Linked DNA regions of Homo sapiens: regions 1 and 3 are each linked to region 2. Evidence: chromatin contacts called from ENCODE Hi-C or POLR2A ChIA-PET data. All regions are on one chromosome and are shown on one strand. The core of a region is the stretch at or near the end of the contact, and the rest is flanking DNA. Distances in the headings are between cores, read along the strand shown.

Evidence for each region. Hi-C counts contacts between places; a loop is a spot of excess contacts on that map. ChIA-PET counts read pairs that join two places held with the same protein, here RNA polymerase II (POLR2A). Pooled maps may share reads with other maps.
Region 1: a pooled map shows a loop between it and region 2 (2.4-fold over the local background). The contact joins the enhancer-like site here to the promoter of FAM184A in region 2. A Hi-C loop is called at or near these places in 3 of 168 maps with a recorded cell type or tissue (CD4-positive, alpha-beta memory T cell and naive thymus-derived CD4-positive, alpha-beta T cell) and 10 of 50 pooled maps. POLR2A ChIA-PET finds 5 or more read pairs at or near these places in 3 of 52 experiments (CD4-positive, alpha-beta T cell, CD4-positive, alpha-beta memory T cell and activated CD4-positive, alpha-beta memory T cell).
Region 3: a map of B cell shows a loop between it and region 2 (6-fold over the local background). The contact joins the promoter of CEP85L here to the promoter of FAM184A in region 2. A Hi-C loop is called at or near these places in 6 of 168 maps with a recorded cell type or tissue (B cell, CD4-positive, alpha-beta memory T cell, CD8-positive, alpha-beta T cell and 1 more), 1 of 37 single-sample maps with no recorded cell type and 13 of 50 pooled maps. POLR2A ChIA-PET finds 5 or more read pairs at or near these places in 2 of 52 experiments (CD8-positive, alpha-beta memory T cell and WTC11).

Annotation. Positions count from the first base shown.
Region 1 is chr6:118,703,585-118,707,708 of GRCh38, forward strand. It overlaps a transcript of CEP85L not described here. Among named protein-coding and RNA genes, the nearest start is that of CEP85L, 54 kb to the left of the region's middle. RefSeq lists a silencer at 2,302-2,596. Within about 2 kb of position 2,392, at least 9 of the 41 ENCODE cell types and tissues checked have a DNase peak (open chromatin) inside an H3K27ac peak, as active enhancers do.
Region 2 is chr6:119,076,290-119,080,365 of GRCh38, forward strand. It overlaps FAM184A (family with sequence similarity 184 member A), which reads right to left and starts at 2,375. Exons shown (of 18, transcript NM_024581.6): 1 at 1,852-2,375. The coding sequence starts at 2,010. RefSeq lists a silencer at 2,249-2,568.
Region 3 is chr6:118,649,597-118,653,323 of GRCh38, forward strand. It overlaps CEP85L (centrosomal protein 85L), which reads right to left and starts at 1,995. Exons shown (of 13, transcript NM_001042475.3): 1 at 1,601-1,995. The coding sequence starts at 1,673. RefSeq lists silencers at 1,379-1,688, 1,889-2,348.

The DNA.
Region 1 (4,124 bases), core at 1,142-3,641, 370 kb before region 2:
TATGGGAGTGAAATATAAGTATGTAACTTCACGCATCCCTGTAAAATATAATGCGATGGCTCAGAGCAGGGACTGGGAAAATGCTATTCCTCTCCTGTTTACTGCAAACGCTTTATGAGCCCCTACCATATGCTCTTGTATTATATCTGGTAGGTACTTTTGGGTGAGGGTTGTGTGGGGAAATGAAAGTGAAGTTGGGGAGGTGAAAGCTCCATTAATAAAATAAAATCCTTAACCAATTAAAATTTTAAAAATATATTTAATGTTATCTGTATCTCATTATTAATATGTACATCATATTCTAATGACCCATGTATTATTAGATAATACATGTATATAATTCATGAATAAAAATGTATCTCTGTTGAGCAAATGCTCAAAAATTTTTTATACGCATATGTGAATGATCAAAAAATATAGAGGATGGGCTAGGAAACATGGTAGCCCTTTTAAGAGACAAATATAGAAGCAAACTATACCTGCCATGTAATATAAATAAGCACACACATGCCTACCAGATATCATGTAACTGGCATGACAAAGTCACTGGGAAAAGGCATACCTATCTGTAATTATTGACCTACTCTGGGCTATGACATTATACCAAACTCTTTGGAGGAATCAAAGATGAAATTAGAAGTTTTCTTGACTAACATCCAATTCTTTTGGAATTTCCCTTTGGGGGCATGTTATTTTAGGGTCATTCTAAGGGTTCATGCCTATAATAAAATGTTATAAAAATATCCCTGGAGCTACCCTGCCCACTGGCTCATTTTCTGAGTGGACTCAACAGACTGGTGGCCTGGGGTTTGTTCTGGGCCCCTTGCCTCAGGTGCACCCTGGTGTGACCTCACACACCACAAAACAGCCTAGTGTTCTGTTTTGTTTTGCTTTTTTGTTTTGAGACAAAGTCTTGCACTGTCGCCCAGGTTGGAGTGCAGTGGCTTGATCTCTGCTCACTGCATCCTCCGCCTCCTGGGTTTTCAAGTGATTGTCCTGCCTCAGCCTTCCGAGTAGCTGGGATTGCAGGCACCCGCCACCATGCCCGGCTAATTTTTGTATTTTTAGTAGAGACAGGGTTTCACCACGTTGGCCAGGCTGGTCTCAAACTCCTGACTTCAAGTGATCCTCCTGCCTCGGCCTCCCACAGTGCTGGGATTACAGGCTTGAGCCACCACGCCTGGCCAAAAGAGCCTAGTTTTAAGCTAAGAGTTCATGGCGCTGGGGCATTTTATTCCTCCATTTGCCTAGCAGCTTCCACTGCAGATGTTTTCTTACCCTTCTGGCTATTTTCACCTTTCTTTCAGTGGCTTTTTTTTCCATTTTTAAAAATTCACAGGCTTCCTGTTTCTAAGTATTTACCACATTTCTGTTCATGCTTTTTCCCTGACTTTTATTTTTCACCCCTTCTTAGCCCTCTCTCCCAACCACATCTGTTTTACTCCCTTTCATTTTTTCCCCATTCCTTTATTCCCTGCTGTCCTGTTTTTCTTTGTTCAATTCAGAACATCAGCCGGAAGCTTCCCTGTTGCTAAGTAACCACATCACCCACACACACCCTTTTCCATTTTCAACTTATTTCTTCTGTTTTAATAAACTCATGGGGCCGAACAGTCTCTAAAAGAAAACGAGAGGTGCTGCTGTCTTCTCTTCATGCAGCAGAGATGCATACCCTCTCATATCCTGCCTTTTCTTATTAGATTTTGGCTTCTTGTTTTATTGATAATTTGCCCCAGACTGTGAGATAACACTAAATAAGCACAAAATATCTTTTTGGGCTTGGACAATTTGCAGAAGGGAGGAAGAGATATAATTTCTGCAGAAGGAACAATGAAAATGTTTAAAATATAGTTACAAGGCATGGCATGGGCTCATTGAAGGGTGTTTGCCTTGACCCCGGAACCAAATCCAGCCCTCCCTAGTAAAAGGTTTCCATTAGGGATCAAGTTAGCTAGCAAGTCCCTCTTAACATTGTTGAGTTGTGAGGAAGCTACTAATGGCATGGTAAGTGTGATTTGCACAAAATGAAGGATAAAACAATACAAGAAATCATTATGTGGTTTTCCAAATCTCAATCCTTTTCCAGACATCAATCTGACATGGCACTTGTGCCAAAGGCATAATTGGAGGTGTGTGAGCCCTTCTCACAATATGCTCTTGAGGGATTCCAAGTCTTCTGGCACATTTTAATAATTTAATGGGAATGGTAACTCCATATGTCCAAACACTAGGGCAGAGTAACAGAGATACCAGGAGATTTGAAAAAAAATCTTTTCACCCTTGCAATACCATAAATAATTTCCTTGCCTGGTGTGAATTCTTTCTCTGACCTCTTGCATTTATGCAATGCCTGGGAGGCCTTTCCTGCTAAGCCCGCCCCCACATTGTTGCTCTCAGCTTTTTGCCCACAGTGAGCACTGTGCTAATTGGGTAGATTTGGGAGCTGCTTCTTAAGAAGTATCACGGCCGTCTATGTAGGTGTGTGTCCCAGCTCCTCTGGTAGTGCTCTGTGCTCTCTGTCAGGGAAGGGCTCGTATCCAGCATGTAATGAATACTCAATAAGTTGCCTTAAATTTAACCACAGAACACAGACACTCTGACAAGGGGATTATTTTTAGTTTCATTTTCTAGATAGAAGAACAGTGGTTTTCTTCATATTGAAGTCTAAGTTCATCAATCAAAGTGCCAGAAATGAAGCTGATGCATTTCCATCACTATCCTGAAATGCAGATGGAGCATTTCAGTAGAGGGAAATTTCAAAAGCTTTATTTGTCAAGACCTGTTGATATTCTGAAAGCAGAAACCCTGTAAGACTAAAACCTACTCTAAGGTATTCTAAGAATGCCTAGCCAGAACTGGAATTGGCAAGCTTTTTCTTTCTAGAATCTAGCCCCTTTGAGATGTTAGGTCTTCTGAGAGTTTCAGAAAGTTTTAACATAATTTCAACTTTTATCTTAGGGTAACCTCAACTGATGAAACATACATTTGAACCTCCTGGAATTTTTATTTTATGTGCCACTTACTTTAAATTATACAAAACCTTCACTGTCTTCCAGTATTCACTTCTCTTTTAACTTTCTTTTCTCAACTTGAGATATCAGGAAACGCCACCATGTCATATTTTCTTTTCTTACATTTTTGAACATCTAATTCCTTTTTTCCTTTCCGTCCTCCTCATCAATGTGGTCTAGTCTTATAGGGAACTTTTCTCTCCAATCACAATCCCCTCCTCTTCCACTTCTCGCTTAGCTACTCTTCCCACACCCCAAAAAGACTCTCGCTTTGTGATTCCAGTCCTGGAATTCTTTCCCTATTAGTGTCCTCTTCACTTCACTGCTTCCCTACCCCATGGAGCTCTCATGAGCCATCCCTTTAACCATTCTCTTCAGTATCTCAGTTCCCTTGCCCCTCATTGGCCTGGCAAATCCCCAAACTTCAATGAGTTCATCTTCATATCTCCCTGTCTGAGCCCAGGCTATCTCTCCTGGAGAGAGATCACAACTCTGCCATGGATGCCATTCCAACTCTGTGACCCCAAGTACTGGTCCCTCCAGGCTGGTCCCAGCAGTCCTCCTGGGTTTCCTTCTCATATTCCTCCTCATCTGCTTTTTTTTTTTTTTTCTTTTTTGAGACAGGCTCTTACTCTGTCACCCAGACTGAGCTCATTGGAGCCTCAGCTCATTGCAGCCTCAACTTCCCAGGCTCAGATGATCCTCTCACCACCTCAGCCTCCCCAGTAGCTGGGACTACAGGTGTGTGCCACCATGCCCAGCTAATTTTTGTATTTTTTGTAGAGATAAAATTTTGCCATGTTGCCCAGGATGGAATGAAACTCCTGGGCTCAAGCAATCCTCCCGCCTCGGCCTCCCAAAGTGCTGGGATTATAGCCATGAGCCACTGCACCTGGCCTTACCTCATTCTTTTTAGCTCCTCATTCAATTCTACAGTGAGGAAGCACCAACACTTACTAAACTACTTCCTTTTTATTAAACTTCATTTTCTGTTATTACAAAGAATGTGCTAATGAGATGCTTATGCATTTATTTTTGTTTATATATCTAAGTATTTCTGTAGGATACATAGAAATTTTTAGGTAAAGTGGCTTGAAATTTTTAGGTATAGGA
Region 2 (4,076 bases), core at 1,125-3,624:
AGGGGGTGGAGAGTGTTTAGAGACTGTAACTACAAACACAAAACCAGAGAGTCCACGTAACACTCAGTAAAGATCAGATGAGGCATTCAAGCGGTGTTGAGAGCACTGGCCTGAGAGCACCCTCTTGTCTCATTAGATATGAGGTGGGTAATGTCATGGGAGAAAACACCAGCTTCCGATCAATACACCTACGTTTACCAGTGGTGCTGACTTATTTTTTTCTGATAAAAGAACAGGAAACTGAAAAAGTGTTAAGTAGAAAGAAAAAAAATGTACTGAAGAGCAACAGCATTTGTTAAACAGAACACAGTCCCACTACCAGTTTACTGAGTTTTCCTATTACTTACAGTAGGGCTCTAGAGGGTTACATCTAAAATGAGAACAGTGGATGTTATGGACACATCATAAGAGAAAATCAGAATAAATATTCACGTGCTTCATTCAGGACATCAATATTCGGAAGATCAAACACTACTGCAGGAAGCCTGGCTTTTAGACTCCAAATGTGTAAATGTTCTGATGATACACTACTATCATTCCTTCTTAGATTTTCCTTTCTCTGAATGCAATACTCTGACAAAAAAGGAAACAAAACACCGCACACCTAACAATTTCTGAGACAGTGCTGAGATCAAACAAAAGACAAAAAAGAAAACTTCACAAGACGTTGGTTGAGTTTTACTGTTATGTACCTGTAACTTTTCTTTTGCTCTTCCATTTGTGCTCTCATTTTGTAGTCCTTTTATGTTATCTTTTCTATCCTCAATCACATTTCTTCACTAAAATCTTTTTATTCTCTTTTCAACCTTTTTTCACTCCTATTTCCTCCTTTCCTCTCTTCCGAATCTCATGTCTTACTTCACTCTCTCAAAAGTGCCAACCAGCAATGGGATTATGTGAGAACTTTACAGTTGAGTCAGACTCAGAGGCTATCTAGCAGTAACCCCCACGATGCCCATCTCTCTTCAGCATACCAACTCTCCTAACAAGCTGTTAGGAGACAGCTTAAACACATTAAGGTATATCATCTTTCTTAACTTTCAGACACCACAAATCACTTCTTACCGATAGGTATTGCTAGATTGCTGGTGAGTTCTAAGCAGAGCAATATAACAGATATGAATTGCTCTTGCTTCACAGATACCAATTCCTTCTCATTATCAACATTAAATTAGAAAAAAAGTTCACTAATTTAGGTACAGTCCTAAACTACACGTGGCCGAATGTGAAAGCTAACTGCTCTTTGAAAATTATCCTTCGACAGACAAACATTGAACTAGATGCAGGCACAGTGTGAGATTCATCTAATAAGCCTTGTTTGACATTTTGTCAGGATAAGGAATGACTCATTAAATGCCCCAAATTGGCACTCAAGGTATGTTTTACCCTCCTACATTCCTCTGAAAGTTGATTCTTCCCTTAACTGAGTAACCAGTAAGATACTGTTTAATTCCGAGTCATATTAGGTAAATACGGTACTGTACTTCAAATGGTACTGTAGTGTGATGCCTCGTGGAGCCCTGGCAGATGCATGGAAGCAACAGTAAAGTGATTTAGTATTGTGAAATAAAGGAACTAAATCCTAATTTGTTCTGTGCTGGTTTAGCCCCAAAGGGCAAGGAGGTGCAAGTCCCTTACGCGCACCGTGCCGCTGTGCTGTCTAGCTTAAATTCATGTTGCCAGCGTTCCACCAAAGTTTGCAGGGTTTTGGAGGTGTCTCCGGCTGTTGCTTCGGCGGAGGAGTAGAGTTCCCCTCGCTGCGGGCGCAGGGCGCACTGCCTCCCGGGGAGACAGGTGAGTCCGGCGCGGCCCGCACGGGGTCGCCACCTGCCCCGTCGCTGCCCCCCTTACCTTGGTGAGCTGGGCGATTTTCTTGCTCATTTTCAGGTGCATCTCCTGGCTGTAGTCCATGCTGTGCCCAGCCAGCTGTGCGGTGGCCGGCGAGGGCGCGAATTTGGCCGCCGAGCCGCCGTAATAGTGCTGCTGCCAGCTCATGCCCGGGGTCGCCATCTTCCCAACAGACCCCAGCCGGGGCACCTGTCCCCGCGGGTGGAGGCAGGCCCGTGGAGCAACGACGCCCGGGAGGCAAGAGTCGCGGCGGCCGCTTCCCGACCCGACACCCGGCGCCCCCCAGACTCGGCCGCAGGCGCCGTCCCACCCGCGACCCCCGGGTCACCCCTGGAAGGGACGGGGCGGTCCCGCCGGCCCGAAGCCGCGGGGACAACGGCGCGGGGCAGATGCCCGGGGTTGGGCGGCGGCGGCCGGGGGCCGGGCCAGCTCTTGGAGGCTCCTCGGCCCGCGCCTGGCGGAGGCGTCGAGGACAGCGCAGCTCCGCGGGTCCCGCTCGCAGCCCGCACCGAGGACTCGGCGAGGCTGCGGAGGGAGGAGGAGACGGGGCGGGCTGCGGCGGGGATAGGCGGGGACATGGAGGAGGACGCGGGAGCCGCCGTTACCAGGGCGCGCGCGGGGACGGCGACGTCATTTCCCCGCAGCCAAGCCCCGCCCAGCCCCGCGCAGCCGCCGCCGCCGCCGCCAGTCCCGCAGCCCCGCGGCCAGTGCGGGCGCCTCGCGAGGTCGATCCGGGATCGTGCCGCCAGTGCTTCCCCCGTGTGGCGGGGATCCAGCAGCCCAGCCCTGGCGGCGATCCCCGTGCAGCGAGCGTGAGGCCTGACGTAAAAAAAAAAAGTATCCCCAAGAAGACGGTGCTGTAATCACCTTCGGTTAGCAGAACGGGTGTCGATTTACAGACCCTTTCCACATGCGTCCTCGTGTGTGCAGGGCCCCAAGAAGTGGCTCTTCCCCAAGAAGAGAGGCAAGCCCAATCCAGAGACATGAGTAGTGAAGTAGCGAGGATTCCCTGCCCTGACCTTCCTTCCAATGGCACACAAGTGACCGTGACACTGTCTTAGCCGCCCCCTCCCACCCCGAGTGCCCGGCCACTGCCCCCAGTTCAGTGCTGAGTGTATGTGTGGAGGGAACGCTCCTTTTCAGTCAGCTGGTGGAGCACCGCATAGCTACTTTCCCGCGGTGGAGCCCAAGACAAATAGATATGAAACTACTTGGCTGGAAATAAGTAAGAATAGGATCGGAGTGAAAGTAATGGTAAAAAAAACAGAAGATGGAACAAGACATCAGTGCTTTAAGGATTTGGAGCTGGGCCAAAATGTGTCATAACTTGTGCATTTTCGCCTTCATAAATGTGTTATTCCCTACTGATTTTCTCTTAACATCTCTACCCCTGCAAGTCAAATGATTTTTTAAAAAAGTTTTTGTATCCTGCATTGAAGCATGTGAGTCATTTTAGGGCATGGATAATACTTTAAAAACGTAGAATTGTACCTGTTTTTTTAAAAATCGTATCTCCACGCAGTTTTGCAGAACCAAATTCCCCAACTCCATGTGATTTCTTTTTAGCATGCAAGTAGCCAAAATATAAATCTGAGAATATTAACAAACTAGAGAGCCGAATTTAACAAAGATTGTCTGGATGTGACAACATCTAAACAAGGTGAAGGTTTAATCGGACCCTGAAATACTTTAAGATCTGTTGGAATTCCTGAAAGGAAACTTGAAATTGGCTCTTTTCCCAGATGCTAGGTACTCAGTCCCCCTTAAATAGACCTTCCAGGAAAAATGTTGTCTAGTTCCGAGGTTCTGAATGGAGCATATGGCCAGAAACAAATATCCTACAAATGTTGCTCCTTAAGCACTAATGATCAAATAAAATTAAAGAGAATTAGAAACTAGTGCTATTTCATCAAATTCTAGGCATGGAAGATTCACAGTCATTTTAGAACTCATGTTCTTTACGTTCTAAGCAGAAATGTATGCTCAAAAGACTCTCTGTTTCACTAAATTTGTATAGCCAAGTCTTGCTAGGACAAAGATATTTTTGTTTTTGTCACTATGATAAAGTGGAAAGAGAATAAGACTGGAAATAAGGAAATGAATGTGTAGCATTAGTTGAGTCACCCAACCTGTTCACTCCTCAAGTGCTTCCACTGAAAAGAGATGGTGTTACCAGCTGCTTCCAGCTCGGACTTGGTAATGAGAAGTTAGGACCCTGGTCCACTGGT
Region 3 (3,727 bases), core at 745-3,244, 430 kb before region 2:
AAACCACTCCCTCCAGCCCCTAGGGATAATGAAGTAGCTTCTCAATCACTGAAGTTACTTAGATGACAGGATTTGTGAATAATCTGTAAACTCGGGAAACCTCTGAACTGTCTCCTTAGGACAAATAACATACAATTTAGAAAAAAAAAATCCCTACTTAATACTGCTTTTTACTAAATTCATGCCTACATTAAATTTCAGGATCAAACTTAAGTGAATGATTCAAATCATTCATTAACATACATTAAGTGTTTCAGGACCAAACTTAAGTGAATGATTCAAATCTAACTCTGGCTTTTTAAAATGTACATATGTCTTTTTAAAAACCACACATCACAAATATCTAAACTATCAAAGAATTGCATTATTCGAAATTTCAATAGCCTGATACTAGTGACTCGGTCAGTGCCTGATTTTTTTTAAATAGCAGAAAATATTACCATCAAAAGACCCCTTTCCAAATGCTGCTTCTGCTTTTTTGTTTTGTAAATAACAGCTTTGGAAATGTATGCAAAAATATCTCTAAGTTACACAAGTCGAGCTCAAACACTTTGTGGAGCAAGGTTACTTAACAGGAGTCCCAGAAACAGCTAAAATTGTAGGGAAAATTTTGCGTATGTATATATGGCATTGTTTTTTCTGCGCAGAATGTCCATATAACTCAGTTTCTCAAAAGGCCTCAAAACTCAAGATTAAAAGTGCCTGGAAAGACCATCATCTTTAGAGAACATATCACAGGCAACCCAAGACTTATTTTTTATCCCAAGTTAGGGGAGGATTTATCCTAATTTTGTGGCTCCTACACAACTTCTGAGCGACGCAAGCATGAAATGGCTGTCCGATACAAACAGACCCCTTCAGATACGGAATGCAGCAAACCCCTAATTTTCCTTGAAGGGGCCACGGAAAGCCAAACGGATTCGTAACCCGGTTGCTCAATGGTCCATTGGCTACTGCAGGACGCGCCCTCCTCTTACGCCGCAGGGGCTGCGGGGCGGCGACCAGGTTCCTCCGAGGGGCTGAAGTTCCCTTGGGGGTGGCTGAGAGCGGCCGCATCTCTGGCAGCATCCTCCCTCCCGAAAACGCGCCCTAAAAGTAGCGGCTGCGGGCGTGGGCACAGCCAACCCCAGCCTGCGCCTACCAGAAGTCGGGAGGGCGCGGAACTGCGGCCCCTCCGAGACGCGCCCGGGCCGCCGCCGCAGCACTGTCGCAGCGACCTTCCCGCCCGGGTCCCCGCGAGCAAACGGGCAAGCCCCGTTATCACGCAGGTCACACACCCCACGAGTAAAAGGAAAAAACCGGGCAGACAATAAAGCCCAACCCGCGGGGGCCCAAGCGAGCTGGAAGTTGGGGGCGCTGGGGCTGCAGCCCAAGGAGGAGCGGCGGGGACGACGGGATGCGGGGCTGATGCGCCTGGGACGCGGCAAGCCATATGTCAGCCCGGGTGCTGACAGCGGGGAGGACACTGGGCACGCGGCGGCGTCGGGGAGGCGGCCGGGGTAAGACAGGCCTGAGGCGGGAGGGGAGCGGCGGCGAGGTCCCGAGGCGCCGCGGTCGGCCGTGACCCCCACCCCAGCCGGGGCGCTGTCCCGTTCCTTACCGGCAGGGAAGCTGCGGGCTCCGCCGGGGCTATCCCGGCCGCTGGCCTCCGGAGCCAGGAAGCGCCCCCACATCGCGGGCGAGAGGGCCGGGTGGGCCAGGGACGCCCGACTCCTCACGTCCGTCCTCCTGCTTCTTCGGCGGCGGAAACTTGCGCGGAGCGTGGGCCTCGGCGACACGGGCAGGAGGAAAGGCGGGATGGCTGGTTAACGGCTGCTCAGCTACGGGCGGGGAGCGCAGGGGCCAGATTCGCCGCACTGCCGGCGCCTGCCATGGCCAAGCCGGCTGGGCTGAGGCCCGCGCCGGGGAAGCGGCGACTCGGCGGTGACGGCTGCTAGATCCCCGGCTGAGCCCAGGCTCAAAGGCTCCAGGCGAAGTTGCAGCTGCGGGTTCTCTCCGCCCCCTCCGCCGGCAGAGCCAGAGCCGGGGCTGGGGCCGCGAGGGGGCGGGGCCTCGGGCAATGACTTCAGGCGTGCGCGGCGCCGCGCGGGGCGGGGACTGCGGGGGGCGGGGACTGCGGGGGGCGGGTGAGCTACCCCGACCCCGCTTCGCCTCCTTGGCGGCGACTGGGCTGTCCCGCCCTCCCGCCGCATCCCTCTGTCTCCATCCTCCCGCCCTGCGAGTTGAGTAGAGGGCAGCGACTTGGCCTATTTTGCGATACTCGCCCCTCCCTTGGGTAATCCCTCACGCCCTCCCTCCGGGCACCTCTGTGAAGACACGTGGAAGACCTGCCCCTGGCGTCACAACCGCTCGAGATGAAAAAGCCAAGCCAGGGCGCGGCTGAGGGGGCTTCCAGCCTCCCTTGGAATTAGGATTGGGATTTAAATCCTCATCTGTATTCCTTCGTTTATAGATTACTTTAGGGGCAGAAAAGGGGTGGTTTTCCTTTACTAATTTAATGGGGGCGTGGGGGCAACACAGGCACCAGAATATAGCACCGGGATGTGCACCGGAAAAGGCCCGGGGGTAATTAGTACCCGAGGGGGAGAGGGGCCGTCATTGTAATCGCACAACGTTTCAGATTAGCAAGCAGAAAGTAAAAATGGCACCAAAGTCTGTAAAGGGAGCCCTTTCCTCCTTGCCCCCTACTCCTTCACGTTCTTCCTCTTCTTGGCCAGTTTCCACCCTTCACCTGAACCCTTAGTGCAGGAGGAGACGTCCTAAGGAAGGGCGAAAAGGGACAGCATCGTTTTATTTTTAAATCTTACTTCTCACTGGCAATATGGTGATGCTTCCAACGTTTAGTTACGAACTAGTTCGTATAAAAAATTCTGGGCCAGCACTGTGGTGGGAGGCGGGCTCTGCAGTAGGCCCATCACTCAGAGGTAAGTCGGAACGCAGGTCGCTTAACTAGAGAGGCTTTGAGTTCCGCTTTTCCTGTTCTGGAATCTTGCTAACAAAGGCCTCATATTTGCATTTTTCCCTTAAAGACATTTTAATTGGGAAATACTACTTAAAATTCTTGGAAGTTAAATTAGATTTAGGTGTGTGTTCTATCACTTACCACATCCGTGTTGTAATTTATCTGATTGGAGTTTTACATTTAGTCTCCCTGTGGTAGACTTCCAATTATTTCTCCAAATCATGTAATGTTAGCCAAGGGTCAGCTGTTTCTGATGATAAAAAGATACAGAAACATGAAAGACGAATGTGATTGGTTCCTTTTTATTATTTTAATGTGCACTAGCTCGTTTTATCTAACACTTGAAGAGGATAGATTTTTTTAAGTCCCAAAAAGAAAATTAGCAGAAGCTATAGCACTATGTATAGATTTTTTTTTCATGCTTTGTAGTTACCACAGTCTCAGGAACAGAATTTTTGAAATTCATTTGTGATGCAGTTCTAAGAAGTGTATAAAATATTACAGAAATATCTTGGCCTTTGCGAGTTTAAAATACACTTATTATTTCAAAACTGCCAATTTCCTAATTCTAAACAGTGTTTAAAGAAAATCGTTTACTCGGGTTTTCTACATCTTTTTATCAATATAAAGGGCATGCTACTACACACAAAAAAAGTACATGCGAAGGTGAAAGTATCTAAAATATTTCAATATCTATTACAGAGTAAAAGCAAACAGTAAAAACATGTTGCTCTTTTGGCACTTGGCACCAAATATGAAATTTTT